7 separate regions of the Mus musculus genome follow, and regions 1, 2, 3, 4, 5 and 6 are each linked to region 7. The links are chromatin loops, found by intact Hi-C in ENCODE. Cell type or tissue: left cerebral cortex. All regions are shown on one strand. Links, peaks and the distances in the headings refer to the core of each region. The heading gives the core; the rest is flanking DNA. Region 1 overlaps Lpo (lactoperoxidase). Region 2 has its middle 35 kb from the start of Olfr464. Region 3 overlaps Rnf43 (ring finger protein 43). Region 4 holds the start of Tspoap1 (TSPO associated protein 1). Region 5 holds the start of Supt4a (SPT4A, DSIF elongation factor subunit). Region 6 overlaps Tspoap1 (TSPO associated protein 1). Region 7 holds the start of Rnf43 (ring finger protein 43).

Region 1 (4,000 bases), core at 1-4,000, 150 kb before region 7:
TCCTGAGATGTTCGGCGTAGGCTGGGTGCTTCCAGACACAGACTCCACACCAATTCTAGGTCCAGATGCATGGGCAGAACTGGAGGCCCATGTGTGTCCTCGTTCTAGAATTCTTAGGCTATAAAGCTCGGCAGTATACCAGGAGTTCTCAAGTCTGGATTCATCCATTGTAGGACCTGGGTGGTCTTAAGACGCCCAGTTTGTTCTGACATAATCAGGACACAAACAGCTTGGCATTCAGGAATCTTTTGGTCCATCCGCCAGCTTTACTTAAGGCCAGACTTAATGTTCCACGGCCTCTGTGGCTTCCTCCTCCCTGAAGAGGTTTTTTGTCAGTATCAGAAGAGACAAGGGGAAGGTGCTGAAAGCCCACATTTACTCCTCAGAACCCTTGAGGCTTTCCCTGTACAAACACTACTACCTTGTGCCTCTCCCGTGAGCCTCACACTTCTAAGGAACCTGCTCATGATCCCCATTGGTTCCTAGGCTGAAGATGGCCATGACAACCAAGATACATAGCACCCGTCATCTGTCAGATTATCTCAAGCATGCCAAAGGCCGGACACGCACAGCCATCCGGAGTGGGCAGGTGTGGGAAGAGTCCCTAAAGAAACTGTCTCAGTTTCTCACCAATGTCACAGGTAAAGAAAACTGGCTAGACTTCTAAAGAGAGGAAGGGACCATCAGTACAGAACAGAGGTCACCAAGAGCTGTTAGGGACTATTTACACAGAAAGACAAGTCCACCCTCCTTCCTAAGCCCAAAGGACATACTGGCAGACCTCAGCGGTCCCTTGGGGACAGTTAAGCCAATGTCCCTTTTGCAGATGAAAGAACTCCTTGTGACAAGGTTATATTGCCAACTGATAGAGAAGGGGCATTTGTGTTCAGTGTGTTGTGTGTGTGTGTGTGTGTGTGTGTGTGTGTGTGTGTGTGTGTGTGTGTGTGTGTGTGTGTGTTTTAAGGTGTCTGCCTGGAGGAAATGCCAAAGTCAATAAACAGGGTTTCCTACCCCAAACCAGTGTTCTCTCTCCTGTAGGTGAAGCCTCCGGCGTCAGATAGGTTTGCTGGGAGTATGTCTCAAGAGATGAAACTTGCATTCTCTTCTGGGTTACACCGAGCTGCCATCTCTAGTTTGTTGCCAGTATCTCTGAACTTGACCTGTTTGGGGTTCTCTTGTTTCAGGTCAAGGCCTGGACTTGACTTTGCTCTCTTGGGAGGCGGGCTGTGATCCCCCTGCTCCAACAATGACTTGCAACATAAGTAGCCCTTACCGGACCATCACTGGATACTGTAACAACAGGTGACCCTAACACCCACCACCCCAACCACATCTTTGCCCCATGGACTCTGCTGGCACAACTCCTGAGTCCCTCTGAAGAGAACATATCTCCAGTGAGGCCACTTGTGACCCACTGGGAACGGTCCTTGCCACTACACAGACAGTCCTAGATTTTAGGGTTGAGAAAATTCAGAAGCTCACAGTGCAGAGGGCCCCTCCTCCACATCTGCTTTTCCTCCCGCAGAGCTCAGGTTGAGGAATGCAGGATGAGGGCGGCAAACTGGAAGGCCACCTGCTGAGGCTGAGAGCCTTCTTATTGGGTTTCAGGAAGAATCCAGCGCTGGGATCCGCCAACAGGGCGCTGGCTCGATGGCTGCCCGCAGAATACGAGGACGGGCTCTCCCTCCCTTACGGGTGGACGCCGGGGAAGATGCGGAACGGCTTCCCTCTCCCGCAGGTGAAGGAGGGCGGGGTACAGGATGGGAGGGAAAGAGCCAAACGCATAAACATCGCACTCAGAAAAGGAAAATAAGAGGCGCGACTGAGATTAGGATTTGCGCTCTAACGATATGTTCCCCAAACTGCCGCGAGGGGTCAGCAGAACCCGGGGCGCAGGCAGGTGGTGGTGGTAATGACCCAATTGTCACAAGCCTGATACCCTGGGGTCTCCCAGGCAGATGGTTTCCTTACACTAGTCTACTTGCGCCTACCGTGTCCCAGCCCCTGGAGTGCACCAGCTGTCGTTTTCCTGTAGGTCCGATCTGTTGGCCTCGTCTGAATTGGCAGCCAGTCCCCAGGGTCTCTCTTCCCATATCCAGAAGCCTGGCACTTCCATCAGAGGCAGTCAGAAGCAGCTTGTCTTTGTTTTCCCTCTCCATAGTAAGGCTTCTTGACTATTGTCAAGTCATGCAGACCCAGGTTTAATCCCATCCCGGTCCCCTTGCAGCTGCAGGACCAAGAGCATCAGCTTCCACTCTCTAACGTTCTATGTCCTCAGCTACAAAGTGTTATCATGCACCCAGTACCTCACAAGCTCCTCTTGGGACTAGATCATAGGTCCTCAGCAATCCGGTGTTGACTTTTAATTCTCAGCACATGCTTTCCCAACCTGACCTCCCCGCTCCCTCCATGTGCAGCCCCGTGAAGTCTCTAACCAGATTGCAGCCTATCTGAATGAGGAGGACGTTCTGGACCAGAAGAGATCCATGCTCTTCATGCAGTGGGGTCAAATCGTGGACCACGACATGGACTTTGCCCCTGAAACTGAAATGGGGAGTGATACCTACACCAAAGCCCAGTGTGACGAACACTGTATCCAGGGAGACAACTGCTTCCCCATCATGGTAGGTCTCTGCAGCCAGACGGCTGTCCCTGACCACTCTCCGTGGATCACGTGTCCCTTGCCACTTCCCACGTAGCACACATCCCCAGCCGGAAGATCAGGATCTCTTGATAGCTTTGGATGCTGCTTCATAGCTTTATATCCGTTCATGTGCTCAGCCATTCACTCAGTAATTAGACAGTAAGAGTATTCTGTGTCAGGGAGTGCAGCAAACATTGGGGATTCATGGCTGTTCTTGCTCTCAAGGACAAAAGACTGGCATGAAAGTGAGCGTGTAAACCTATTGACAGAATCGCGAACTCTGTGGAGGGCTGTCTGCACCCCCACTCAATGGGTTCTGAGTCTCCTGGGGGCTGGTGAGAAGCGCAAACTGTCATGCCTCACCACCAGCACCAGCCCTGCTAGGTGTTGGGAGATATAGTCTGCATTTTTATCAAAACACATCCATTCGTCCCATGCAGCCCCCATCCAGCCAAGGGATTCATCCTATACTTAGTTTGTGAAACTAAGTAAGTTCCCTGGAGGATGGCTTCCGTTAAGGAGCTTCGGCAGGGGCGAGGAGTGTCCAACAGCAGCGCAGGAGAGAGCGGCTTGAAGTGGTCTCTTCTTAACCATAAAGTTTGTACTCAGTCATTTATTCACTCAAACAACAAAGCGAGAGTCTGTGCTGTGGCATAAATGTGAAAACAAAACAAAAAAAAATCTGAGCCATGGGCTGAGTCTTACATCTTTCCCTCCTAGTTTGTGGGTGCTGAGACACGTTAGCCTATTGAGCAATTGAGACCATTCTCTAAGGTGTAAAGGACTCGGCGGTCTGACTCACAGGCTCTCTGAGGTATACATAGCGAGCGGTTGGCACAAGGCAGTTCCAGGGTCAATATTTCGGTAGTAATTACTAAATCTCATGTCATATGCTGCTTGCCCGTCTCAGGCTCTCAGGAAATCCTCTTTGCCATCTCTGAGAGCTTACTGTGAAAGAATGAATTATTGCTTTCAGCTCTTGCACATCAGGATATAATGAACTTTGGAGTATCAAGGGCCCGGGAAGTGTATTATCAATGGGAGGTATCTAGGGCCAGTGTCTGGCTGGGAAGTCACTGTGAGCATCTTTTCCTCCAGCCTGACCCTGGGAAGCAGTGCCCGGACATAGATTTTTTTTTGTGTAATCATCCCCAACCCATCTCTCTACAGTTCCCACCTGGTGACCCTAAATTAAAGACTCAGGGGAAGTGCATGCCTTTCTTCAGAGCTGGATTTGTCTGCCCCACACCACCCTATAAATCCCTGGCCCGAGAGCAGATCAATGCTCTAACCTCTTTCCTGGATGCTAGCCTAGTGTATAGCCCTGAGCCAAGCCTGGCAAATCGACTTAGAAAC
Region 2 (4,520 bases), core at 270-4,269, 290 kb before region 7:
CTGAGCATGTGGGCCACCCCAACCCTATCCCAGCATTTCAAGTCTCTGAGAGGCTGGGTGCTTCCTCTCTGGAGCATTGAGGCCAGACAAGGCAGCCCAGCTAGAAGAACATATCTCACATACAGGCAACAGCTTTTGGGATAGTCCCTGTTCTGTTCCTTTGGGACCCACATGAAGGTCAAGCTGCAGGTACACATGTGTCGGGAGGCCTAGGTCCAGCCTGTGTATGCTCTTTGCTTGGTGGTTCAGACTCTGAGAGCCCCAAGGGTTCAGGTTAGTGTACTCAGTTGGTCTTCCTGTGAAGCTCCTATTCCTTTCGGGGCCCTATCCTTGAATTATTAACACAGACAAGTGCTGAAATTCTAGGCATGTCCTACCACACTCAGCTTGAAGTTCTATATATAAATATTTTTTTCCAAGACAGGGTTTCTCTGTATAGCCCTGGCTGTCCTGGAACTCACTCTGTAGACCAGGCTGGCCTCGAACTCAGAAATCTGCCTGCCTCTGCCTCCCGAATGCTGGGATTAAAGGCGTGTGCCACAACACCCGGCTCAGCCCCTGTCTTAAAGTGTGATTTGTAAATATTTTCATTCTGTGGCTGTTTTTCACTTATAATCTTTTTTTTTTCTTTTTGTGTAGAAGTGTCTTAATTTGGTGTAATTTCATTTGTCTACTTTTTTAAAAATGTTATTATTTTCTGTATATGGGTGTTTTGCTTGCATGTATGTATGCACACTGTGTGGATGCCAGGAATCAAACCCAGGTCCTTTTGAAGAGCAGCCAGCACTCTTAACCACTGATCCATTTCTTCACACACCCCCCCCCCCCCAATTTATCTATATTTTCTTTCCTTGCCTGTGCATTCGGGGTTGAGAAATTCAGTTACCAGTGAGCTGATTGGGTCATCTGCTCTATGCAGATGGAAATCATGAGTAGGTAAAGGAGTGGGCCCTCTAAAGTGAGTAGTCCTGGCCCTCGAGTGCTGATGCCTTAGGGGCGGACCTTTGCTCCTTACAGCGGCCATGGTAGCAATTTTTGAGACTTGTATGTGGGTATCCTTGACTTCAAGGCTTGGAAGCTCCCGGGACCTCTTCTAGTAACCAGGGTCCACAGTCTGTCACCCACTGGCCCCGCCTTCTGGAGTCCAGACACCGCCTTTTCTCACCTCCTTATTGCTGCCATCTTTCATCGGCTTTGCCACTTCTCTTCCACCATCACTTCTGCCTCCTGTTGCTGTCCGGAATTCTCCTGCTGCCCCTCAAGGCTGCTGCTACAACTGCTGCTGCAGTGGCCGCCGGTCCCACTTAGGATGCAACTGTCCTTATCACGTTCCAGTTCAGCCCATTCTACTTATGCTAAAGTCACAAGTAGCCAAAGGACATGCTATTTAAAATTCCCTGATGCTTCGGGTTTCTCTCTCTCTTTCTTTCTTTCTTTCTTTCTTTCTTTCTTTCTTTCTTTCTTTCTTTCTTTCTTTCTTTCTTTCTTCCTTCCTTCCTTCCTTCCTTCCTTCCTTCCTTCCTTCCTTCTTTCTTTTCTTTTCTTTTCTTTTCTTTTCTTTTCTTTTCTTTTCTTTTCTTTTCTTTTCTTTTCTTTTCTTTTCAACTTTACTTTCTTTTATATGTACGGGTGTTTTGCCTGCCCATAAATCTATGCACCACTTTTTGTGTTTGGTGCTGCTGGAATGTCAGATCCCCTGGACTGAGTTACAGACAGCTGTGAACTGGCATATGGGTGTGGAGAATGGAAACTGGGTCCTCTGGAAAAGCAGCCAGTGCTCTTAATTGCTAAACCATTTCTCCAGCAATCCTGCTCCTCCTCTTTCTTCTCTTCCTCTTCCTCCTCTTCCTCTTCTTCTTCCTTCTTTTTCTCCTTCTCCTCTTCATCTTCCTCCTCTTCCTCCTCCCTCCTCCCCCTCCTCTTCCTCTCCTTTTCTGCTACACGTTCCCTCCCTGTCATGTCATGTGGCAGAGTGCCGCCTTGTGGCCAAGCTCCATGCTGGCTTATCTTCATTTTTCTGCTCTCCACAGCCATGAGATTTATAGCTTGTTTGCCTGGGAGTTTTTCTTTTCAGCTCTAAAAAACTGTCCTTGAGCTTCTGTTTGATTCTGTCCCTGTGCTCATTAATGACACTAAGAGCCCAAGAGGGGACCCTGATTTCCCCATTATCATATGGTGGCTTTGGTGGGGCTCCCTAAGATCTTCCAGCTTCTAGCTTTAGTTTTGTAACTTGTGGAGAAAACAAAAACTCTTTCTGACTCCTAGGTAGTGTTCTTTCTATAGACCTCCCAGAGTGACACTGTTTACTTGGGAATCTTCAGTAATGTAGGCATTACGTTCCTCTTAGAATTTCTTTGCTTTTAATTATTTGTACCTTAAATTTTATTGCGTTGTGCTTCAGTTTTTGTTTGTCTCGTGATAGCTTTTAATCCCCGCTCTCATTTCTTCCCTAATTGTTGCTTAGGAACCCAATGCTTAGTCCCCATGAATGTGTTAGCTTTTCCTCCTCCTAAACCATCCTGTGTTCACTGTCTCGAGGCAGACAGTGCCCTGCTATGGTAGTTCAGACTGTAGACACTTGCCTGGGCCACATCCCTAACACATGTATTGTGGGATGTAAAACCATGCCAGGAAGTTTGGTAAGGTAGAGCAGGTTGAGACCTGGAGACTTGGTGGGCACACACCTGAGGCTTAGATGACTCCCAGATCCCTGCCAGACTCCTGGCTAGGAACGTGTGCCACATAAAAGAAAGGTGTCCTATGGTCATATAGGCTCAAAACAGAGTTCTCCATGCTAATGAGGTACCTAGAGGCCTGGGGAGCTTAGCCAATATTCCTCCCTGCGAAAGTTATTTAATCTCAGGCCCACCCTGAGAAGTTGGGTATGGTACACTACGCATACATTTTCCACCATGACAATAAACTGTTTAGAACCATGGACTGTCTCTTTTCATCAAGATCCACCATGGGGAGTCATGAAGAAGGCATTCGCCTATAGAGCTACTGTTTAATTCTCCTGTAGAAGGCCTCTCTGTGCTCCCAGCCACAACTGCCACTAAGTCAAGCTAAGGACAAGACAGAGCCCCCCTTTTTTCCCCCGGGGCCCCTGGCTAGAAGCTGTCCCCAGCCCATGGGCCCCTGATTCTGCTCCCAGCAGTGCCTGGATGTCCCAGAGTCTGAGAACCCCATGGCCCCTGCCTCATTACAGGTCTGGGGACCCCCTAACCAGCTCATGTTTTCCCACATCTCAGACTGCGGTCCCTCCATCCCTTCCTCCGTGGTGCCTGGCGCTTCTTTACAGCACCGCAGCAGCAGGTGGGGTAAGCGCAGTCTACTCCCTGCAGAGTTCCACCTCCTCAAGTGGCTGGACTTAGGGAGGCCGCTCATGCTCCAACCATTATTATCTCTGCTTTCATTCAGCAGAAGGAAATATATAAAATGCCAGGGTTGGCTTGTATTTAATCATTTCTCTAAATGACATATTTATTTTTAGAAATAAGTCACGAAACCAAACAATCAACAGTAACTATACAAAAAAAAGAAACAGAAAGTTGTCTTTCATTAGACTTTGTGTATATAATAACACCAGTAAAGGAACAACCCAGCAGACGCTGCAGTATAAAGAAGGGAGCACACTCCAAACAATCCTGCACTGCTCCTCATGTGGGCGTTTACATGCAAGCTCGTGTTTCCTTAGCTTCTTCATTAACTTTTATGTTGCAAAGTAGATTTACTGCTTTTTAAATGTGCCTTCCTTATTGAATTCTACCAGATAATATTGTTTTTCTAGCCTGGGTGCCCCACTTCGAGCTTTTTCCTTAAAAATGGAATTTAGAATAAGTACAAACCGAGGCAGTTGCTAGTTTCATGATGGTGTCATAGATGACTGCCGGTGTTTCCAGGTTTAGAAAGACAGAGTTGATAACAAAGACAAGGTTGACTTTAGCAGGCTTTATTACTGTTTTGGAGCCAGTCACAGTAGTACTCTCCTGTCACATGCATGTGTGGTCGTGGTGGTGGGGATTGCTCTCACCGCCCTGGGTGAACATCTCTCTATTTTCCCCTTATGTAGACTTTCATGTCTGGAGCTCATGTTTTTCTCTTACTGTTCCTGGGGTTTAGGGTAAAACTCTCAGTTCTATTCAGATGTGGAAGAATATACCTTTAATCCTAGCACTTGGGAGGCAGAGGGATATCTGTGGCTGGTCTTTGCTACTTTGTGGGTTCTTTTTCCCACCTGTTATCCCCCCAGTCTCACCCCCATCACTAGATAGGAAAGAAAGAAGGATAGAAGGGGAGAGAGATAGAGATCTCTGAATCCAATGTCTTTCTTCTTGTTTCTTCTTTGAGCACAAATACTAACAAACTGCATCCAATTCCCCTGAATGACCAACAACCATCAACCTTGCCTGTCAGAGCCCTAGCACTTATCTACCCTCTGAAAAGTTCCTAGAATTGCAAAGGTCACACAATCATATCTGCAGCTAGCAAAACCACACCTCTGATAGAGCACGAGGCAA
Region 3 (4,000 bases), core at 1-4,000, 61 kb before region 7:
TCCAGCGTTCTAGGGACAGAAAACAAGATTTAGGGATGAGTAATGGTTCAGCTGGGACTCTCTGTACCCCTGCCCACTCACACCCAAGAATAGGAGCTACGAAGTGTCTGAGGTATAGAACCTGGGAGACAGAAAGGATGGGTAAGGTCCTACAACCAGAAACCCAGGCTTGGAAAGGCAGTGCAGAAACCTCTCTGGGGACCTTGGGCCAGCAAGCAAGCAAGGCTCCACCAGGAGCCAATTCAGGGTGTGCAGAGAAGGAGCCGAAATCCTGTCTCTTGATCCACTAGACAGCAGTTAAATTTTCCTCTACAGACCACAGTGGCTGTTTCTGTACATCATCTGCTTAGTCATAATATAACAGTGCCTACTACACCAGAGGTACCAAGGCATTCAGAAGGTTAAGACCTCCCCATGCACAAAACACCGATAATGCTCACAACACATTTAAGAGCAGGGGTTCTCAACCTTCCTAATGCTGAGACCCTTTAACACAGCCCCTCATGTTGTGGTGACCCCCCCAACCATAAAATAATTTTGTTACTGCTTCATAACTGTAAATTTGCTACTGTTATGAATCATAATGTAAGGATCTGCTACTCAGGATGGTCTTAGGTGTCCCTTGTGAAAAAAAGTTATTCGACCCCTCAAAGGGGTCAAGCCCCACACATTGAGAACCACTGCTCTGGGGCATAAATGAAAGGAACAGTTCTCACTTCAGAATGCTCTTCCTTCTACTACCTGGTCCCAATTCGACGACACAAATGCTTAACACACACACACACACACACACACACACACACACACACACACACACACACACACACAAAACAGACAAATTCGAAGCAGCCCCCTCTGATGGTGGAAATGGCCTCTTCGACCTGCTCCCAGCGGCTCCGAAAATCACAGCCTTAGCAGCAGATCGTGTTGAAAGTTCATTTGGCCAAAGCCCCACATCTGCTGGGAGGAAGGCTAACGGGAGGGATTTCTGCCTTTACAGAGCTGGGTCAGGCTGCAAAGATTCAACAGGCCCAGTGGCACCAGGCTGCCCTTGAGGAAGGGCAGAGGGAAGGAGAAGGTGTCTGTTTCTTACTGAGAGCTACCCTTCCCAGAGTGCCAAAATGCCAACCATAACTCTGCTCCCGCTATTAGCGGTGAAACTTTGGGGCAACTCCTCCGGGCTTCCACTTTCCTCCCTGTAAACTGGGACAATAACGGACCCTGCTGCAGAGAGCTACTGTGACGACTACATTAATTAGTCCACATAACGTATTTATACTTATGCCTAGTGCATGCTGTTAGCTATTATATCAACTATTATATATGGTTTGTGTATGTGAGTTCAGTTATTCCTTAGGATTCCCTAAGACAGCCAGGAACCCAAGACTCAGAGGATCCGTGGACACTGACACTGTGTCTGTGGACATGGCGACAGCTGTGAGCATCCAGAACTTCAGCCTCTACAGTACCTACTTTCTGGTCTGTTTTGTCTTAAGGTGTGGTCTCACTATGTAGCCCAGGTTAGCTTCAAACCACAGTCCTACTACTGACTTAGCATTCCTGCATGCTGTGATCATAGGTGCGTGCTACCATGTCCAGCGTGAGAGTCCCTTCTCTTAACCACTGGGTGGGGGTCATCTTGGGACCCAGCTGCGTGTCTCTGAATCTGATTCCTCCCATTTGTCCAGCCATGATGAGGGAGGGGAGCTGTAAGGAAGCAGACACCAATCCAGGTGCCGTGGCAGGAGCAGTCACGAGAACGGAGAAGTCAAACAGAATTATGGTGAGGGTTCCAGAGAAGAGCGAGAAGGTAAGATAGAAACAGACAGCTTTTGTGAACTGTAAGAGCACACAAGAGAAGTCTGTCCAGTGGTGGGACATACACTTGGAGTGAGCAAGGCTCTACATTGAATCCCCAGTCCCCAAAAAAGAACAAACCAAAATGAAACAAAACGAACCAGCAGCACTGAAGGGTGTTGAAGGGTGATTGCTGTATGAGACAACAGAATGGTCACTGTCATCATTTACTGAATGATTGGCACTGAATAATGCGTCTGCATCTGTGTCGTCCCACTAGATCCCCATAACTAGGGCAGGAGAGATGACTCAGTGGTTAAGAACACTGGCAGCTATTTCAGAGGACCCAGGTTCAATTCCTGGCACCCCCACATGGTGGCTCACAATCATCTATAACTTCGGTTGCAGAGGATCTGATGCCCTCCTCTGGCCTCTGAAGGCACCAAGCATGCACGCCTATGGTACACAGATGTGCATGCAGGCAGAACACTGATGTCCATAAAAAATTAATTAATTAAAACTATCCTCATGGTTATTCATGTATAAATCCCATTACTACTCCCCTTTCACAAATAAGGGATCAAAGCCTAGCTCAGATGGGCGAGCCAGAGTATATGTCATACTGAAGGGTGGCTGCTGAGGCTTGTGCCCGCTCCTGCCATGGCACCTGGATTGGTGTCTGCTTCCTTAGCAGCTCCACTCCCCCATCACCTGTTCTAGAGCTCCAGTTCTGCCAGAGATGTGGCCTGCTCTCCCCCTCCCTCCCTCTTCCCTCCCCCTTCACTTATTCATTTTTAAGCATTTTATTTTACGTGTATGAGTATGCTGTCGCTGACACACCAGAGGAGGGGATTGGATCACATTGCAGATGGTTGTGGGTCACCATGCAGTTGCTGGGAATTGAACTCAGGACCTCTAGAAGAACAATCAGTGCTCTCAATCACTAAGTCATCTCTCCAGCCCCATTTAATTTTGAGAGGGTCTCAGATATCCTAGGCTAGACTTTAATTTGATATGTAGTCAAGAATGACCTCGAACTTCTAATCCTCCTGCCTCTACTTCCTGAGTGCTAGGATTATGAACATGTACCACACCCGACTTCCCATTAATATTAAGATAAAACAGAACAGAAACCAATCTGGGTAAGTGATTTTTCAATATTTTTCTTTATCAAAGGCCTTATCTTTCCCTTACACTTCCTAGGAACCATAGCGTGTGTGTGTGTGTGTGTGTGTGTGTGTGTGTGTGTGTGTGTGTGTGTGTGTTATATAATTTGTATTAAAACACTGAACTTAAGAGAATTCTATAAAGCCAAAACAAAAGTAAGTATTTTAGATTTTGGTTTGGCCTGTGAGATTTTTGAGACGTTTGCACAGCTCTTTTGAGCTGGGAATCCTAGGAAAACTCCATTTGGCTGGGTCAGGTGATGGGACCTGATTGGCATGCTTGGGAAAGGACAATTCCCTTAGCAGAGAGAGAGAAGCCAGGTGTGATGGCTCACCCTGACCGGCAGTGTAACTGGGCTGAGAATCACTTAGGGAATTAGGAAAGGGTACCTACTGGGGGATGTGTCTGTGAAGATGTTTCTGGAGAGCTTAATTAAAGGAGAAGCCCTGTCCTAATGTGGGCAGTACCATCCCACAGACTGGGCATACACGGGTGCAGGGCTTCCTGGGCCACTCTAATATGAGCTTCTCTAGCCACCATGTTCTCCTTCCATGGGTACCTCAGTATGGGCATAGAAGTACTGAAGCCGTCTACTATGGTCTGAAGTCTCTGAAGACATGAGCAGAAAATAAATCCCCGCTCTCTTAAATTGTTCTCATAGCTATTTTGCCACTTCCACCAAAAGTTTAATGCACTATGTAAGGGTTGCCTTCACGGAAGAACAGGACCTATGGTTACCAGGGATAGCAGCCAGGTGCTCTTTTAAATCTCTAACATGGGGCTGGTGAGATGGCTCAGTGGTTAAGTACACTGACTGCTCTTCTGGAGGGCATGAGTTCAAATTCCAGCAACCACATGATGGCTAACAACCACCCATAATGAGAGAGAAAAAAAAAACCCAAAAAACAAAAAACCAAACACACACACACACACACACACACACACACACACACACCACAAACCTTTGGGCCAGAACGAGCTGGGGCCTGTGCAAGAGGGAGAAGGGAAGGGGAAGAAAAATCCCTAGCATGCTTTC
Region 4 (4,520 bases), core at 235-4,234, 99 kb before region 7:
AGGCTTTGAGGACACTGCTAATTCAGGGTTGCCACTATGATGGGTCTTCTCCCTGCCCCCCACTCCAGCTCCACACCCCAGATGAGCTCAGCAGGAGGCTGCAACCAGCTCCAGCACGTGTTAATCTAGAATTGTGCTCCCTGGCTTCTCAGGAGCCTCCTCATCCACCCCCTTTCCCTCTGGTAGCTCCAGACACCTTCAACCTTCCCCAGGGCCAGCATTTCTCTTTCTTCCGAACCCCTGAACTCCTGGGTTCCTGGGTAGTAAGTCTATGACTCCCAAGCCCACTCCTTGTGGCCCAGCCTTGGTTCTCCTCTTCCCAAGTCACCCAAGCCTCCACCCCGCTGTCTGTCCGTCTGTCCTCACCACCCTCATGTTCGTTTCCTGCAGCTTCTGTGCCCTCTCCTCCAGGCGCTTGGCAATGACTGCCAGTTCAGCATTCTTCCGCTTCAGCCTCCGTACCTTCTCCTCCGTCTCTGGGAAGCTGCTTTTTCTCTGACAAGGAGTCAGCCAGAGTTGGACTGTGTAGGGAGAATCCCACAGACCCATTCCTACTACCCAAAGCCCTAGGCTGGAGCCTGGGCACACAGTGAGATCCTTGGCAGTGTTAAGCAAGGGTCCACTGGGGTTGGGGCATGGGGTTATGTCACCCGTGGGTGCCTCCCTCCTTGGAGAGAATGTTTATAGGCTGATCGGGGGTGCTGAGGGAAACCTCACTCCCCAGGCCTCACCAGCATCTGGTTTTCCTCCTTCAGGATGGTACAGCGCTGCTGCAGCTCTCCCAGGGCCCTTAGCAGCTCCAGATTAGGCCTGTCCCCGAAGCCTATGTTGAACTTGGCCTGGCATAGGGAAGGACCGGGTACGGTGTCTCAGAAACCTACTCAACCTAGCCGGAGTCTTCCGTGTGCAACATCGCCACTCTATAACCCAAGGGGTGAACAGGTTCTCTCTTGTGTCCCAGGCCTTCAGAGAGGGGTGCTACCAGGACCTAAGGAGAAGGGACAGGCCCATCCTCCATGCCTTCATGCCTTCAGCGGCAGCCTCACACCATTCTGGGGCATTTCCTGCTCTTCCTCTATGCTTGCCTTTCTACCCCACAGCCTTTTAGGTAATGGCAGATCAAACTCCCTCCCCATCCGTCTAGACATCTTGGGTCTGTAGAGTCCCCTGCCCTCCACTAAAGTCCTGCTTCCTTCATCCTCTCCAGTAGCTAGCTCACTCACACCCACCCACAACAAAATCTTCCTTGGCTCAGCCCAGCACCAAGCCCACCTCCACACCCCCCAGCATACCAAGATTCCCCCCAGACAGACTCGTGGTGGAAGAGACCTAACATAATCAGAAAGAGACACATGTACCCACACTGAGGGCCAGAGCCAGAGAGAACAGAGCGAGGCCACTTAGATTCCCGTCCAAGGAAGGAAGGACAGATAATCACACAGGCAGACTCACAGACAGAGAGAGACAGAGACAGAGACAAGAAATGTGGGCAGTGGGACTACAGATTATGGCCAGTCCATCTTGCAGCCCTCTCCATCCTCTCTTACCTTATAAGCCTGTGCCTCCTCCTCCTCCAGCCCGGAACAGCTGTACCCAGGGCTCTCTGCTTGCTGCCCCAGCTTAGGCAGCCCGGTCTCTGTTGCTTCAGGATCAGTATTTCCGACAGGTCCAGGGCTATGAGCTCCCTCAGGCTTGGAACTCTCTTCAAACCTCAATCCTTTAACCTGCAGAGCTGTCGGAGTACCAGCAATGCTTGGAGATGCATCTCCAGGTTTGCACCCCTGGCCCTGAGTCCAGTGCTGCCAGGCAGGCAGTGCCCATGGCTCCATGGCTCCAAGGTCTCCAAGCCGTGGGAGGGTTGTCAGTTGCTCCATGGTTTCGGCAAGGGGCCCCCGAACCTGGACCTGGGGACATCACCAGCGGGAAGACTGACAAGGGTCATGCCAGACTAGACCATTCTCCCTGTAAGTGTTTGGCTTCACCGAGTCCATCAGAGGTTGGCTGAGCTCTTCCCACCCACGAAGGAGGGTTCAGAAGGTATCGGGGTTGCCAGACTGGAGCTGGGGTTTGCTCATGGTTCTCTCTCTCTCTCTTGTGTGTGTGTGTGTGTGTGTACGGGGTGTGTGTGGGGGGGTGAGAGACCACCACCAGGAGTGCCTGGCTGAAGGTATATATGTACGTGTGCCTCCAGGTCTGTCCCTGCAGGTCAGTGATGTTTTATTATGTGATTGGAGGATGAATACTCCGACTTGTGTATGTTGAGAAGGGTGGTGCTATGTGTCACTGTCTGTGCCTATTTAAGAGTTACCAGTTGTTTCTGCGTGGGGGTAGGGGCTGTCTGTATTGCAGGGCTGTGGCAGTGTGTGATGCTGTCGCCGGTCCTGTCTCAGTGTTGTAAAGCCCGGTGTATCTGTAGTGGCGTGTGTCTTTCAGTGTCTGTGAGTCTGGCCACCCATCACGACCACTCTGCCTGGAAAGGGTCCGCAGGAGTTCCTGGGAATGATCCCCAGTGATCCACTGTGGTCCTTTATCTCCAGCTTTTCTCTCCGCTGGCTGCCGCCGATCAGTTGCTTGCTGGGTGGCTGGGCGGTCCTAAGGAGGCCTGGGTCGATGGGCGGCTTGCCTCATAGTCTCTGCCTCAGCTAGTCTCAGCTCGAGGGACTGCAAGGGTCCCTCGCGGTCCCGGAGCTCCCCAAATGAGATGGTGGGCACGAAGGAGGGCAGAGCCTCAGAATGGGGAGTGGGGAGCAGGGGAGCATCATCATCCCTCCCTTCCCCCTCCTCCTCCCCTCCTGCCCACCAATAGGAAGTCAGCTGCTGGTTTCCATGACGATGGAGCTGGACTGGTGGGCTGGACCGGCAGGCAAGCTGGCAGGGTCGGGACAGTGGAAAGAGCAGGTTCCTTACTGGATGGTAGGTTAGAAAGCTACCCCCTCCGGACCCCCCAACATGGCCTCTTCATCCCCTTGACCCCACAGACCCTCACTTCCAGGGTGCAGAGGAAAGGGAGTAGAGACAGTCCTCTCCTTTCAGGCAAGACTGATGGGGATAGAACAATGTGACAGAGACCTAGCTGTAGAAAAGGACAGAGCTGAAATGGTGGGATTTGGAATAAAACAAAGAAATAAAAGTCTGAAAATAGAAAGACGAGCAAAAGGACAGAGTGTTGAAATAGGCTGAAAAACGACTTCAGCTTCCCCATGGCAGATCACATTTGGGGGACAGCCCAGCCTTCACAGGCTAGCAGGAGAGATCATAAGACAGGACCTTTTGGGCTGATTTTCCCTCAACCATCAGGAAGTTCATCTTCTGTCTAGCATTAGGCTTTATTTATTTACTTGCTATGAAAAAAAAATGGCTTTTGGGAACAAGGACATAGGAATTGCCCCAACCTAGGTGTCTGCCTGTATGTGGGGCACCTAGATCTCGAGAGATAAGAATGTTGCTCCTAGACGCAAGACAAGCCAAGGTCGAGGGCCCTCATGTGGCACCCCTATGGAATAGCAGCTAAAGCATAGAGAACACCCCCCACCCAGACAGTAGGCTCCACCCAGGCCAGAGCCAATGGAACTGGGTAGGGGTTGGAGTTGCATAAGAGAGAAGGTAACATTCATTTCTCTAAAGCAGTCTAAACATCAGTACACATGCTATGTCATGTAACTTTCAGTCAGCATGCATATGCATGTCATATTACATGTATGTATAGAAGAGTATGCATAGTATGTCTGTGTATACATGGAGATCACTGCATGTATGTGTGCTATTTTGTCTATGAATCTCATTGGATATATATCTGTGCATGGTTTTGTGTCATTGTATGTCTATTTGCTACAATGTCTATGTGCATGCAATTACGTATGAGTTTATCATTGCATTTTGCTATAAATCACAGATATCATGCCATTATACAGCACTAACACATTATGACATACATTGTCATATAATAATGTACAATGGCATACAATGATCTATGTACATGATAAACTTGCCTGGCATGATGTGCACGCAGTCTCTGTATATATATTCTCACCCCTCCATGCCTAAGGGGACTGTCTATAAGATCATCTCAGGATACCCCACTAAGTTCTCAAATGCTTAAGTCCTTTTATGTAAGGTGATGAAATATCCGCCCATGGCTTATACACATCCTTCTGTATACCCAAGGTCTCTTGCATGCTAGGCAAGCACTCTACCACTAAACCATATCCTCAGCCCAGCCCCACCCCACCCCCATGCCTTAAATCATCTCTAGATTGTTTATACCTATTTTATAATACGATGTGAATGTTAAAATAATTGTACTGTACTATTGAGGAAATCACAAGAATAACAAGCAAAGTCTATACATTATAAAGAGACAGCTTCCTCTCTGGTAAGAGTCTTAGCTCAAGCTGGTCCTTCCTCTTCCAGTTGCTGGGGTTGTAATTACATCTACAATTGGCTTGCAATCAAAAACACATTTTGTTTTTCAATCCTAGTCAATAGGATGGCTCTGTGGGTAGGACATTTGCCACCAAGCC
Region 5 (4,520 bases), core at 202-4,201, 74 kb before region 7:
GAAATTTCAAGACCTGTAAGTCATATAAAGTACTCAGAAATTGCTGGTTGTTTGTGAGCCTAGAGGCTGCCTGGGGCTGAGAAAAGAGAAAAACAAACCTGGGTATGCCCCATAGTTAAAACATTCCTGGGAACATCTTGACCATAAGATAAAGGGGAATGTGAGGACATAACAGGGCTATCTGAACTGAGTCAACTACTCACAGAACTCTGACACCCTGCACGTACATGTAATCTTTCTGTTAATGTTTGAATAAGCCAATAGTGTGTCGCTATGCTCAATTCCACACCCCTAAGCCCCTTACCCCATAAAACCCCCAAGCTTTCGAGCCTCGTGGCCGGCATCCGTTATCTCCTGTGTGGGATACATGTCGGTCCGGAGCTCCGTAATTAAACGTCCTCATGTAATTACAGCAAGATGGGTCCTCGTGTTTCTTTGGGTGCTCTCACACTCCTGAGACTAGAGCGGGGGTCCCCGAAAGGGGGTCTTACACTACAAAAGTTTACAGCTACTGGGCTGGACACATAGACTAGCTCTCAGAACTGCTGAGACCAGCTAGTCTTATGACCTCAAAAATCTATCCCATATTAACTTTCTGGGTGCAGAAGTAAACAAAGGCGCGTGAAAGGGGCTTACCCATCAAATGAAGAGCTGGTGCAGTCATAAACCATCTCTCTGTTGCCCTTCATTTGTAGGTATGCATCGCAATTGTCACACCCATCATATTCGAACTGGTCTATAGTCTGGAAAGAAAAAAAAAAAGCAAGTATGAGCATGAACAACGCCTTAATATTTCAACAAAGCCAACCTCTTCGTTTTCTATACAACCCAACACCCTCTCCTCTCCAAACTGTTCCTAAACTCCACCCTCATACCTTTTTGCTCGCGTCCCTAATTCAGCTTACATATTTTCTAGCCTCTTTGGGGTCAGGTACCCTCTCCTGCTACTCTCTCGGCTGCTCTGGCTCCTAGTGTCTTTCCAGTCCACCACAGCAAGTTCACCGAACGTCTGTCGGGGAGACAAACTTGTGCTCAGTTATGCCGAGAACTGCAACGCAGCCCCCAGTAGGCACAGCCACCCGGCTCGCGTTCCGTGGACGGAAACAACGGCTCCCTTAGGCTTTCGGGCTTCCCACTCCCCGAATCTCAGAGCCTTCCTTTCCTGTGTCTGGCCCCATTTCACCCTCTTTCTCCCGTTTCGCCTCCCCGATCGCTCCTACAACCAAGGCCCCAACGGACACCTTGACTAACGAGCACAGCAAACAAGCCCGCAGATGCCGCAGGTCCTTTGGTACCGTCTCCAGGGCCATCCTCACCGATACGACAACACAGGTTCCTCCAGCCGCAGGAAGTAAACAGACCATTACCCAGAATGCCAGACGCGTCGGGCACGCAGCTTCCGCTTCCGGTGCCGGCCATCGCAGGCCCCGCCCCTCCCTCCCCGTGGAGAAGATGGTTCCTCCCGCGGGAGCGCTGGGCGGGGCCGCCCGGTCACCTGGGCCGCGCGCGCGCCCGTCACCTGGTTCGCGAGAGCGAGCGGAAGACGGCGCGCGCGCTGGGAGCTGATGCGCCCGTAGGGGCGGGGCAGCTGGGGGAGGTTGGAGCATGCGCAGGAAGCGTGGAGCGGGGCGACTGGCGGGACTGCGCCTCGCGACGCGGGCCTTTTGATGGAGCCCAAAATGCTCTGGCCTGAGTGCTCTTCAGACTCCCGAGGAAAACCTAGATTGTTTTGTCTGCTTGTTTTATTTTGTTTGCTCATTTATTGAGACAATGCTAATTCCTAAGTTGGCCTCTGAGTACGGGACGGTGATCTTGAACTCCTGATCTTCCTGCCTTCACTTTCGGAGTTCTGGGATTATGGGCGCGCACCACCACGCCCGGGTATTTGACTTTTTGACACAAGCCCCTCGTCTCAGTGTCCGGAATGCTCAGAATACAAGCCCGCCGCTTCGCGCTAGGTTGTTTTAAGGCTCGAGGCAATGAGTCTTGCCTTTCTGGACGCCTGCAGAGACAAAAACCCGACGAGGCCCCACCCCTTCTTGTAACTGGGAGAGCGTGATAGGGTTTCGTTTGCGGTCCCCAGGAATGCTAGCTTGAGCCGTGCCGACGGGGAAAGGGGAGGCGTGTTGGATAGAGGGAAACGCGTATTTAATTCCTCCTAAAAGCCTCTCGATTGCGCGCCTGGCTCATAATTTACGCTTTGTAAAACTCTCGGCACATTTAGACATAATTCCATGGGAACATCTGTGGATTAGGTATCTCACTTCTCATACTCTAACCCCACCCCAGCTGCCAATGTGCTTACTGTGTAGGACACAAAATTCCTCCTTGTCTCCTTAAATGGCACCGAGATAATATCCTGAGCAAACCATACAGAAATACGAGGTCTGGTGCGGTGTGAACAGAGCAAAGGCTCTTGGAATGTAGGCAAAAGCCTGGTCATTTGTGTTTATCTGAATTGGAGCGCTGGGATATAAATAGTTGCAATCCCGCTGTTCTGTCCTTCCAGCCCTTCTCATTGAAACTGAGGGACAGCAAGACTGATTCTAGGCTTTATCCCAAACTGCATCCACATGGGGTTCAGTGACTGGGTTTTAGATACTTTCTAGCACCGGGAAATCTCTTTTCAGTTTGGAATACATTTTCACTGTGCTATCTCATGTAAGCCTTCTATCATCTCTGAAGGAGGATCATTTTATTTATGGTAAAAGGCAGGTATCCTGCTGAGGAGCTGGCTCAGGACCCACCACATATAAGTGGGATTTGATGGTCTGCTACTCTAACCATAGCACTGGGGGCCAGAGATAGGCAGATCCCAGGGACTCCAGGCAAGTTCAAGTGAGAGGCCCTTGTTGTTTGTATGTTTGTTTGTTTGTTTGTTTTGAAAGTCTTTATTCTGTAGCTCGGGCTGTCCTGGCACTTGCTGTATCGATTAGGCTGCCCTCACACTCCTGTGAGTGCATGCACGTGTATGCACACATTCCAAGGTTCAGTATTTGCTTACAATATTGTAAGGTCACAAAGTCAGTCAGTGAAGCACCAGAGTCACCAGCAGCCCAGCACAGATAAATGACTGAATCATGACGAGTACCAGGCACGCTGCTCTCTCTGACCTTTCTGGGGCTTTAAACCTACCCTATCTGACCAGCTTTGATATCACCAATAGCATCCGAAACCAGAGGGAATAATGGTAAATGCCTATGATCCCAGTAATTGGGAGGGGGGAGAGGACCAGTCTGAGGTTATATCTTAGCTGTGCAGTGAACTGGGAGTCAGGCTGGGCCTCAAAAATCCAACAAAAGGAAATAGAGAAGATGGAATTGTTATCCTGAGTGAAAAAATCATAATGAAACAAAACCACAAAGCCAGATCATATTTATGGATAAATATATTAGCAAATAAATACATTTTTTCAACATAGTGCCTGATTCAAGCATCTTTCTGTCTGGTTCAGATATAAATACCCATGTGGGTGCCTGGATGCCAGTCTCCCCATTGACTCTGAGGAGAGAAGGTTCCCAAGGAGGATCCCATGTCCATTTTGCCCCCACCTTCACATTGCAGGCAAGGATACTGCCTGAGGGGCTGACAGTGGTCAGGATGCTGGGACAAAGCCACAGGAGGCACCATCAGCCCTTACCCACGTGGTACAAGCTGCCCGGGCCAACTTTCTGCTCCACTCCCACTTGCACACCTTCAGTTGGGTTGCTGGTTTTGTATGGCTTACACTGGGAAGGTGGGCCTCCGGGCCCTGCAGACCCACGAGGTTACATGTCGCCATTCTCCATCTCTGCTCCAAGAACCTCTCAGAGAGGACTCCTGTAGTTGTGCCTCCTCTGCCTTCATCCCATTCCCCCTCTTCCCAGGTGCAGTTTAGTAGACTTCCTTTCTGCCTGCCTTGGACTTGGAGGGAGGAAAGCTTGGAGTATTGATTCCCCTCCATTCCTGGTCTCTACCTCAGAGGAACTGGAGTTACCCGAGTGACAAGGAGTTTGATAATCAAAAGATTCATCCCAGGCAGGTCTGTAACAGTCCCCACCTCTGGGACAGACCTCTATTCCTTGGCTCCCCAAGCCTGCAGGCTAAGATTGGTGTAAGAACAGGAAGGAAGAACCGCTCCTCCCTGAGCACCAGCCAGGGAGAAGGTACAGAGAGACCTCTCTTGGGACTGGGGCTCACCTAAACTCCTTCTTCTTTTGTAGAAGACAGGAAATGATATAGCTGAAGTTGCCCCCAGTGAAGCCTTGAAAGGAGGTGAGACGTGATCTCGCCTTCAGTGAACCCACTGGCTTGTGTGAGCTTGAAGCTGGGGCAGAGGAGACCCAGCAGGGGGAGACCCAGCGGGGCTTGAGGAAAGAGCAGCACCTTTACATCTAGATATTCACTTATAGCTTCCTGTCAAAAACTCAGCCTTGAGGAGTCTACCCCACAAATGCATACTGGATACTGGCTGGCTGGCTGGCTGGCTGGACACAAGACTTTCTGCACTGTAGGTGTGTTCTGCAGACAAGCTTGGGAGC
Region 6 (4,520 bases), core at 226-4,225, 110 kb before region 7:
ACTTCTAGGAGATCTGGCATCCTCACACAGACAGAACATCAATCCACGGAAAAATAAAACTAAAACAATCATTTTGCTAGGCAGTGGTGGTGCACACCTTTAATCCCAGCACTCAGGAGGCAGAGGCAGGCAGATCTCTGTGAGTTTGAGGCCAGCCTGCTCTACAGAGAGAGTTCTAGGACAGCCAGGGCTTCACAGAGAAATCCTGTCTTGAAAAAACCAAACCAACCAAACAAACAAACAAAAAAACAACAAGAAAAAATGTGATGGCTCATCAGTTAGGAGCACTCGTTTACTCTTGCAAAGGACACAAGTTCAGCTCCCAGAACCCACAAAGGCTCCAGAGAGTCTAATGTTATCTTCTGGACTCTACAGGCGCTCATGTACAAGGAAGGACCTAGGTACCAACCTCAGTAAGAACAAATATCAAAACAACAAATACAGAGATAAATTAAGCACAATTCTCCTGGAAGCCGTTAACCCAGCTCTTCAGCATCTACCCTTCTGGGGAGGTTAGCTGTTAGGAATACAAAGACGGGCTTCAGCACACCCAGTAGCTGCTCTTGGAGCCCTGGAAAGGAACTAAGCAGGCTCCAAAGCTCTTGGTGTTCACTCAGATCCGACCCATTTTCTAAATCTCTGCACATAGATGTGGTCTATGCCATGTTTTAAGCACACCTCACTCCATGATCTAACCTTCCCACTGTTGGAGGATGCAGCTTGGAATGCCAGCCAGTGGCACTCTGGAAGAGGCTCCTGTGGCCACTCATCCCTTCTGAACATTCTAGCAGCTGATGTAGTCTCAGTGAGTCATAGACCCCAGCTGCATACTGAGGCCTGTGGTTGGCTCCCGTCAGGACCTGGACAACCTCCGTGAAACTCAGTCCTGCCCTGGCCCTGATACCTACCTACCACCTGTTCAGACCATGTGGTATCTGAACATGACCCCCTTCTCCCCATATCTGACTGGAGTCCAGCCCCCAGTGCAGACAGAGGCCTGACCGCAACTCTTGCCAGTGTTAAATACTGCCATTCTCTGCCTATGAGCACAAAAATGAATCTAGCCAAAATATCCTGTGACACTCTTTCTACCATCTGGACTGCTAGACCCTGGTCTCCTCCAGACCAATCACTTTCTCTTTCCCTGCTGGCTACCCCAAATCTCAGGGCATCCCTTAGCTGGGCTGGATTGAGTGTGCTGAGGAGCGTGACGGGAAGGTCCGAGGTCTTCAGGAGCAGGAGAATAGACAGGGTGATCCCTACAATCGTCCTACCTTCAAAAAAGCCATCCTCGTCCATGTTACCATAGATGTAGATATACTCGCCCGCTGTCAGAGGAAGCTCGGCCTCTGGATTCTCATTGGGACCCTCAAAGGGGTTGTAGCTGTTGGGGTAGTAGCAGAGGAGGAAAACCACCCTGGCTGATATCCCAACTCCATACCCAGATTCTCACCATCATGCAGCAAGCCTTTCTAGAGGCACAGTTTCTACTGTAGCCAAGTCGAGCATTCACGGTACCCATCTGGCCTCAACTATGCTATAAGTACAGGGTTCAGCCGGGACCCATGGACGACCTCTGCTATGTCCAGGAGTCTCCATCTTCATCCATACCTGTTCCCCATGCACCCCAATTCTGAGGGTGGCAGAGGGTGTAAGAGGGACCCACCTATAGCGTGCTAGGAAGACCTGGATTCTGGCTCCTCCCGAGTGACTCTCCGGAGCTGCTGGGAGCAGGGAAACACTGTCTACCTCCAGTTCCTCCACCTCACTGGCTGTGTCCACCTGGGGCGGGAAGAAAGAGTTGGTTCCTCTCAAAGGTCTAGGTTTCAAGGACACTGCAGGCAGAGTAGCTGGGGCTTTGAGAAGGGGACGTGAACGTCCCCTACAAGGCCTGGAGTTTCCTAAAGGAGACCTGAGACAGAAGGTCTGTGACGCACACAGCTTTCCTAGTCTGTGGGTGTGAGGACAACTTGAACCTTTCCCTGAGTCTTTGCTCCAACCCAGGAGATAAAGCTTCTCCCAACCCAACTGGTAGGCAGGTCAGAGGAGAGCAGGCGTCTGTGACAGTTGACTCCCTAAGGTCGAAACTCAGCAAACCATCTCATTGTAAAGAACTAGAAGCAAGAAGGAAGACACCCTTTGATTTATCCCCATGACTGTACCTCCTGCTTCAACCCCACTGGAACTCAGAACTTAGGGTTCCCCTGAGGCTAGCCCAAAGTCAGTGCCATCTTCCTATCCCACCAGGGGGCAGCAGAGGGCCAGGGCTGGGTTCTACCACTTTTCTGAAACTCCAGGTTAGTGTTGCTTCTGGCCTGTCCCCTCTGCTTTGCAGGATTCATAGGTAGAAAGGAGATCAGAAGAACTGTGGATGATGTAATAATAACCACAGCTGCCATACGTTGGACATCTCCTGGTGCCCTCATAATAATCTTACAAGGCAGGTTTGTCACCCACAGTGGACAGATAGGGAAACCAAAGCCCAGAGACACTGTGTGTGACTTTCCTAAGACAAAGTTGGGATCTGAATCAGAAACCTGTGCCCTTTCTCACATAAGTAACTGTTTCTACTGCGGTTGTGCATATGAACAGACTCATTATGTGAACCAGGCGCCAAACTGTCTCCTCCACCAAAGTCAAGGCTCTAGGGCCTCTCTGGACTCCAGAGAGGTACTGCTGGTAGGCAGGCCCTGGAGAGCAGGCTCCACCTGAGTTCCTACCCATAAAAGGAATCCACAGGCCTTCTATGTCCTAGCTTGGAATCACGAACCACCTAATTTCTTCCACAAGTCAGGACCCACCCCTGCCCCTTCCCTAAGCCAACACCAGAGCCCAAAGTCCCTGATCCAGCACTAACCTCTGGTGTGGGACATGACTTGGGGCTGTTGTGGATGGACTCTGAGCGAGAAGAATTAGAAAGAGACTCGGCCTTCTTAGCTGTCCTTCGAGGGATTCCAGTAAGGGTGGTGAGAGCAGGTTCAGAAGATTTGGGGGTGCAGCGTCCTGGGGAGCCCGGTGGGAGGTCAAGATCTAAAGAGAAGATGCCAATGGGTTTGGGATCTGTGGTCTGAGGAGGGACTGGGAAAACAAGGTAAACTTCCTGGATATGGGTATCTGGCCTTTATACCCAGATTTCTTAACAATAAGGGACATCGTTGAGGAGAAACTCACTGTGATTCATATATATCCGAATCCTCAATCGATCATCAATGCTTGATGAGATGCATTGAATTATTCCGACCTCATGGCTTAGAAAATGATTGCTTAGAGAGGTTAAGCACTATGCTAACGCCAATTGACTGGTAAGAGGGCGGAGCTAGGGCCACTACATCTGACTGGCCTTCAATTCTCCACTCTTCCTAAGACCCTGATACTGACTGATAGCACTCACCTCCCAGTTAGAGGCCAGTGGCCTGAGATCTTGGATTTAAGGAGGTGTGTCTTTAACTTGCCGTGTGACTTTGTATGAGTGGCTGGCCTCTAATCTTGAACTCCTTGCATTATACAAAGTGTCCAGATCTGAGGATTCCAGACCAATGTCACTAGAGGACTCCTCACCTTTGGGGCCGGACCCCTGGCAGGGCTGAGGGATAGAGCAGCAGCAGTGGGGGGGCGGGTGGTCCCCAAGGGCACTACAGCCCAAGGCTGAAGTAAGCAGATCCAGAGGGCCTGGGTGCAGACGGAAGGCCTGGAGCTCCTGAGCCAGAAGGCTGAAACGCTCAGTCTGGCTTCGGCACTGGCCCTCAAGCTCTCGAACCCGGGCCTGAAAACAAGATCCACTATGATTGGCCAGGCCTAGCAGAGCTGTACAGCGCTAGCCAACTCTACATAGTGCCACATCAGGCTTTCGTTTACACATGTGTCTCCGCCACCCCCAGCCTGAGCACCAACCTAGGGTACCAACTCTCAGACCCAGGCCAGTGGCACACTTGCCTCAGAATACTTAGAAGCCAAGGGGATCTCCTCAGCCCATCACCACCACCAACGACAACTCAGGGGTTTTCTTAGGAAAACCTCTGTGCCTCATTGTTCTCCCATAGGCAATGACCCTGCCCTCAGAGGAGTGGGCAAGAGGTTCCATGGGAAGCTACAGATGTCTTTATATAGAATGGGCCAAGTCTCAATTACCAGGCAAGTCTCTAGATCAAGGGCTCACCCACTGACAGTGTCATAGGGAACACAAGTCAATGGGTGACAAACTTCCTCATGGTCTAAGGCAGTAGGCGGTCACCGGGTGGTGGTGGCGCACGCCTTTAATCCCAGCACTTGAGAGGCAGAGGCAGGCGGATTTCTGAGTTCGAGGCCAGCCTGGTCTACAGAGTGAGTTCCAGGACAGCAAGGGCTACACAGAGAAACTCTGTCTCAGGGAAAAAAAAAAAAAAACCACACACACACACACACACACACACACACACACACGCACAGGCGGGAAGTCCCTGCATCTGCCAAGCTCAGTAGCAGGTCTGGGATAAGGACAGCCCTCACACTCTGTAAGCTCTCTGGCCTATCTCTGGAGCGAT
Region 7 (4,520 bases), core at 122-4,121:
AAGGCAGGTCCTCAATGCAGAAAACGAATGGGGAGAAGTGCTAGCCCTCCGTTTCAGAGAGCCAAGTCAGATTCTGGTCCTTCCTTTTTCTAACGTAGATTCCCAAGCACAGGGGGTATTCCTGATTGGGAGCAGAAGATGGCCTTTTCAGCCCACCTCTGGGGCAGGTATGTCCTTTTCTCCCATCGTCACTGCGAATACAGAAATGCCACCTCTTCTCTTTGGAATTTCCAAATGTGCTTTAGATACAAACATGGATTGGTATTATGTCAGATCACTTGCTGCTGGTCTTCCATATGTATCAGATTCCTGAGGCACTAAACCCGAGGCCGATGAAGAAAACAAGGTCAGTAAACGGCTAAAGCAGCGCATCGGAGGTGAGGGAGGAACTTCAGCTCAGAACACGAAGACATGCTGCCCTTTTTAAGCCAGAAAAAAATGTCAACCATAAATGGCTAAAGTCCATGAGGAGGTTTTCTTTTGAATAGGGGAAGAGTGGGAACTAATCAGGCCCCACCTGGAGGGATGTCTAATGATGCTGAAGCATATACTCTTAATTAAAATGTCCATGCTAAATTGTGTTTCAGCATAGTCCAGAGTTCTAGGCCTACTGAATTTATATACTTTTAAAGAACTACAATATATTATTTTGTGTGTGTGTGTTCCACCAAAAGTGCCTGTAAAATTAGGCACAAATTCATATATCTTTGACATACGACACAATTAATCTGAGTATCAAAATCTCTTCCAACTTCCCTTTTGAGATACTTGAAAAGTTTAGCTTTGCAATTATTTTCCCAGCTAAAATTCATATTTCTGTTTCCACTTTCCTTTCTCGTTTAGGGATCCCAGAGTTTATTCTCCAGTCTGAGAATGCCAAGCGCTTTGACTTTCCTCAGAATGCTGTGGAAACACATCCAGACTTTACAATCTGTAATCTTCTAGATTCAGGAGAAAAACAAAGGACTATTCCTAAGTTTTCAAATTCCTTGAGGGGGCGGAGAATAAAAGATAGGGGGGTAGAGAGGCTCTAAGTTGAGCGCCCTGAAAAAAATCAGGCTGAGGAGACCTGGGTTATTTCTATGTTCCTAGGAAACTTTGGACTCTTTATAAACATCAGATTTTTAAAATGCGCACCCTTAAGTAACTATAAATACACTTCACCCACAAAGTATGCTGCCTTTTGAAGTCATTTAAAAATCCTATAAAGTCTTCAGAGTAAGTGCTGAAAAGCCAAGCGTCTGAACGCAAACCTGTTCTATAGATTCTTTACTTTCGCTGAGACAGAGGGAGGGAGAAAACACGAAAGAATTTCAAAAGAAATCTGCAAACCTGTTGCGCTGTCGGGCCCACTGGAGTCCACGGCACGGGGATGAAACAAATTCAATTGTGCATTTATAAATCCTGCTTTAAAAAAAGACCTGAGCTGCTTAACCCAGTACGGCTCCGGCTTCCACCTTCTCACTCTGCAATCAGACCAAGTGCTCGCACTACAGGTAGGTGCTGAGAAATTCCGAAGCCCGAAAAAGTAATCCACGCAGATCAGGCAAAAACTTATTCCAAGACGAGAGCTACTGTCCTCCTCAAGAACTCTGGAAATGCTTAAAGATGAGCCAAAATCATCTCTAAAATCTAACAAAAGTCTTCTCCCTCCGCCTCTGTACGGAATATCTTGGAAGAGATGAGAAACGAAGCAGCAAATAGAACAGTCACTACCCAAATCACAGAATATCCCAGAGGGAGAAGACGGTATCCCTGAATCATGGACGGACTTGGAAGTTCAGGAGGAGGCAGGGTTGAAGTGCTTCCTTTCAAGAAAGACAATTCTGGATCAGCTCCCTACAGCAGGAAACCTGTGGTTTGTAATTGGTGTACCAGCTCTGACTTCTTCCCCTGGGACTGCAATCACGCTCTCTACCTGCTGACAAAGTGAGGGTGGAGCCGCTACACGCAAGCCGGCCCCTCCTCCTCTTGGTGCACGCACTCACTAATTTAACCAAAAGTCTTCTCTCGGTCTCTTTCTGTCTCTTGCTCTTTTACTCCCCCTAGTGAGCGACAGCCCAACTGCATGCAGTTCAATCAGTCCTTACCTTTCCCCACAGGAGATAAATCAGGGCCACCCAAATGTGTCTATTCTGTAAGCACTAGCACACTGACGGCGGTATGAGGAACGGAACAGAAAACAAAGACATCCAAAAGACAAAAGAACGGCGCAAAGTCTTGCAGTTACAAATTCAAATAGATCTCTATTCTTCCCATGTTTTAGTGTCTACAAATGGCACAAAGCCAGAATTGAGAGATCTTATACTGAGTACTTGTTGCTTATGTCTGCCACTGTGAATAAAGACTTCTGCATAGCTTTTCTTCAGTTCTTACTACGTTCAGTAGTTCTGCCTAAACTGCACCTGGATGGATCTCTCGAATCAGGTTGCTGTCAGAAGTCTGGAATCTGTTATTTCTCTCTTACTCTTTGGGTCAAACCTATTCTTCCAGTGTAAGACTCTAAGTTAGTCTGCATATAGAAGCTAAGCATTAAACCTATGCTTGGAGCTGGAGCAGTGGCTCAGTGGTTAAGAGCACTGGCTGCCTGTTCATCCAGAGGGCTGAAGTCTAGTTTTCAACATTTACATGGTGGCTCACAACCATCTACAACTCCATTTCCAGTGAATTCAACACCCTTGTCTGGCCTCCACAGGCACTGCAGACAAAACACCCATACACACAAGATGAATCTTTTCTTAAAAGTTAAATATGTCTAATAAAAACAGTATAGGTAAAGAGATTAAATTTAGCTAATTACTACCTTCATGCAATATAGTTCTTTGTAAATCTTCATATTTGAATACTGTAATATTTAAATTTTCAAATTATATTTGACATTTCTTTTTAAAATTGTATTTGATATGTATGGATGTTTTGTCTGCATGTATGTTTGTATACCATGTGTGTGAGAAGCCAGAAGAGGGTGTAAGGCTCTGTGGAGCTGCAGTTACAGATGTTTTAAGTCACGTGTGAATGCTGAGACTCAAACTCTGGAAGAGCAGTCAGTGACCTTAACCTGTGCCATCCCTCCAGCCCCATGGTCAGCATTCCATGGTTGAACTAGTAGAATTTTTCAAAATTCTATTCATAAACAACAATGTGGACATTCAACTCTGTTGAAATGTATACATTTTAAATGATTATGAAGAAGTTCTGTGTTTTAATTTAATATATAGATGAACCTGTTTGGGCATGTGTAAAAATGTGGATAATTAGCCAAGCATAGTGGCTCACAACTGTAATATTAGTAGTCACAAAACTGAATGAGAAGGACTGTTGTTAATTGGAGGCCTGTAGAGTGAGTTCCAAGTCAGTCAGTTATATCAGGACCCCCTGTCAAAAAAATGCCCTGTGGATAATTGCAATGGTAGGCTTGCTGTAAGGATTAAGTAATATAGTATCTCAGAAAGCATTAAGTTGCCCACTGATATTTTTCTATATAGGTTTTAGATGGTCTCAGAGTTTTATAGTTAATAACTAACCTGGGAGAGAGAAATTCTAATTTTTTTCTTCAAAAAGGGGGTAGGTGTCTTGTTTTTAGCCCAGGCTAGCCAAAAACTTCTGAAACTCCTGCTTAAACTTTCTAGGTGGGATTACAAGCATAGTCTATAGTGTTTAGCTCTGAAGTAAATTTGTTTGAATTTTTAAATGTATAATTCTCTGTGTGTGTGTATGAGAGAGAGAGAGAGAGAGCAAGAAGAGGAGAAGAAAGAGAGAGGTGGAGTGTGATGGGGGGTACGGGTGTGAAGATCAAAGGACAACTTTGTGCAGTTGGTTCTCTCCCTCCACCTTTACAGGAGTTCTGGGGTCCAATTCAGAGGTCATCAAGACTGCATGGGGCTTTACCTGCTGAGCTGTCTCACTAGCACAAATGTTTTGCTCTTAACCATGGCAATAGAGTGACATATCAAAATAATGAAAACTACATGTAATTATAGAACACTAGTACAAGTTAAATATCTTCAGGGTAAAGAGAAACAACAAAATAACTTCTAAGTAGACCGCACCTTTTCCTTCTTGAAACTCACAGAGTAATCAACTAATAGTTAATATACATATTTAGTTGAAAACTAAAAATATAAACTTATAAACTTGGTTGTTCTCTCTCACGGAAATTCTGAAATCTAGAAATGATGAAATAAATCTTTCATGAACTTGGGATCAAGCCAAACAACCCTGTACTTTAGTGCACTAATACATAGTTCACTTACATTACCAAAATAACAAGGTAGATTATTATTCAAATTAGGTCTGATATGCCATGGCCTCTTCCTGAAAATGCTGTAGATAGCACTGTGTTCTTTGTGGTGCCCATGGCATCTAAATGCAGGGCCTGTGCATGTGGGGCCAGTGCTCTGGGTCTCAGTGGCGTCCTCAGCCCCAGCCTCATCCTGCGCATCCGACAGAGCATCCTTAGCAATCACTTTCCTGTCTGGATTGACTAAAGTTACTGAAGACGGCTCATCCTTTTCTAAAAC

The links. Peaks named below come from ENCODE experiments on the same cell type or tissue, not always from the same donor. Only the 100,000 strongest peaks of a DNase experiment are listed, where the experiment ranks them.
Region 1: a loop joins it to region 7, with 4 times the contacts of the local background. A loop is called at or near these places in 7 of 42 quality-filtered maps.
Region 2: a loop joins it to region 7, with 7 times the contacts of the local background. A loop is called at or near these places in 3 of 42 quality-filtered maps.
Region 3: a loop joins it to region 7, with 3 times the contacts of the local background. A loop is called at or near these places in 20 of 42 quality-filtered maps.
Region 4: a loop joins it to region 7, with 4 times the contacts of the local background. A loop is called at or near these places in 28 of 42 quality-filtered maps.
Region 5: a loop joins it to region 7, with 6 times the contacts of the local background. A loop is called at or near these places in 18 of 42 quality-filtered maps.
Region 6: it touches region 7 in a loop (7-fold over the local background); 26 of 42 quality-filtered maps call a loop at or near these places.

Annotation. Positions count from the first base shown.
Region 1 is chr11:87,815,036-87,819,035 of GRCm38, reverse strand. It overlaps Lpo (lactoperoxidase), which reads left to right. Exons shown (of 13, transcript NM_080420.2): 4 at 487-641; 5 at 1,185-1,302; 6 at 1,609-1,738; 7 at 2,418-2,624; 8 at 3,815-4,000. Among named protein-coding and RNA genes, the nearest start is that of Lpo, 9.1 kb to the left of the region's middle. In left cerebral cortex, for the core only: a CTCF peak has its summit at 1,870; DNase peaks (open chromatin) are centred at 1,652 and 1,816; H3K4me3 peaks cover 714 bases; H3K27ac peaks cover 249 bases.
Region 2 is chr11:87,947,644-87,952,163 of GRCm38, reverse strand. No RefSeq gene overlaps it. Among named protein-coding and RNA genes, the nearest start is that of Olfr464, 35 kb to the right of the region's middle. In left cerebral cortex, for the core only: a CTCF peak has its summit at 1,990 (motif pointing left); DNase peaks (open chromatin) are centred at 1,988, 3,302 and 3,725.
Region 3 is chr11:87,721,266-87,725,265 of GRCm38, reverse strand. The region is part of intron 3 of Rnf43 (ring finger protein 43); the gene reads right to left. Among named protein-coding and RNA genes, the nearest start is that of Supt4a, 14 kb to the left of the region's middle. In left cerebral cortex, for the core only: a CTCF peak has its summit at 2,182 (motif pointing left); no DNase peak of the experiment used is centred there.
Region 4 is chr11:87,758,756-87,763,275 of GRCm38, reverse strand. It overlaps Tspoap1 (TSPO associated protein 1), which reads right to left and starts at 2,735. Exons shown (of 32, transcript NM_172449.2): 1 at 1,548-2,735; 2 at 732-839; 3 at 367-495. The coding sequence starts at 1,874. In left cerebral cortex, for the core only: a CTCF peak has its summit at 3,489; DNase peaks (open chromatin) are centred at 1,872, 2,371, 2,777, 3,488 and 4 more places; H3K4me3 peaks cover 3,204 bases; H3K27ac peaks cover 3,491 bases.
Region 5 is chr11:87,734,390-87,738,909 of GRCm38, reverse strand. It overlaps Rnf43 (ring finger protein 43), which reads right to left. Exons shown (of 10, transcript NM_172448.4): 10 at 3,371-4,520. It overlaps Supt4a (SPT4A, DSIF elongation factor subunit), which reads right to left and starts at 1,359. Exons shown (of 5, transcript NM_009296.2): 1 at 1,242-1,359; 2 at 637-743. The coding sequence starts at 1,310. In left cerebral cortex, for the core only: no CTCF peak of the experiment used is centred there; DNase peaks (open chromatin) are centred at 487, 1,480 and 1,986; H3K4me3 peaks cover 1,898 bases; H3K27ac peaks cover 1,280 bases.
Region 6 is chr11:87,768,921-87,773,440 of GRCm38, reverse strand. Tspoap1 (TSPO associated protein 1) reads right to left here. Exons shown (of 32, transcript NM_172449.2): 13 at 3,559-3,763; 14 at 2,858-3,030; 15 at 1,667-1,782; 16 at 1,275-1,384. Among named protein-coding and RNA genes, the nearest start is that of Tspoap1, 11 kb to the right of the region's middle. In left cerebral cortex, for the core only: a CTCF peak has its summit at 2,229 (motif pointing right); DNase peaks (open chromatin) are centred at 817 and 2,261.
Region 7 is chr11:87,660,035-87,664,554 of GRCm38, reverse strand. It overlaps Rnf43 (ring finger protein 43), which reads right to left and starts at 1,468. Exons shown (of 10, transcript NM_172448.4): 1 at 1,333-1,468; 2 at 1-419. In left cerebral cortex, for the core only: a CTCF peak has its summit at 2,052; DNase peaks (open chromatin) are centred at 1,557 and 2,020; H3K4me3 peaks cover 993 bases.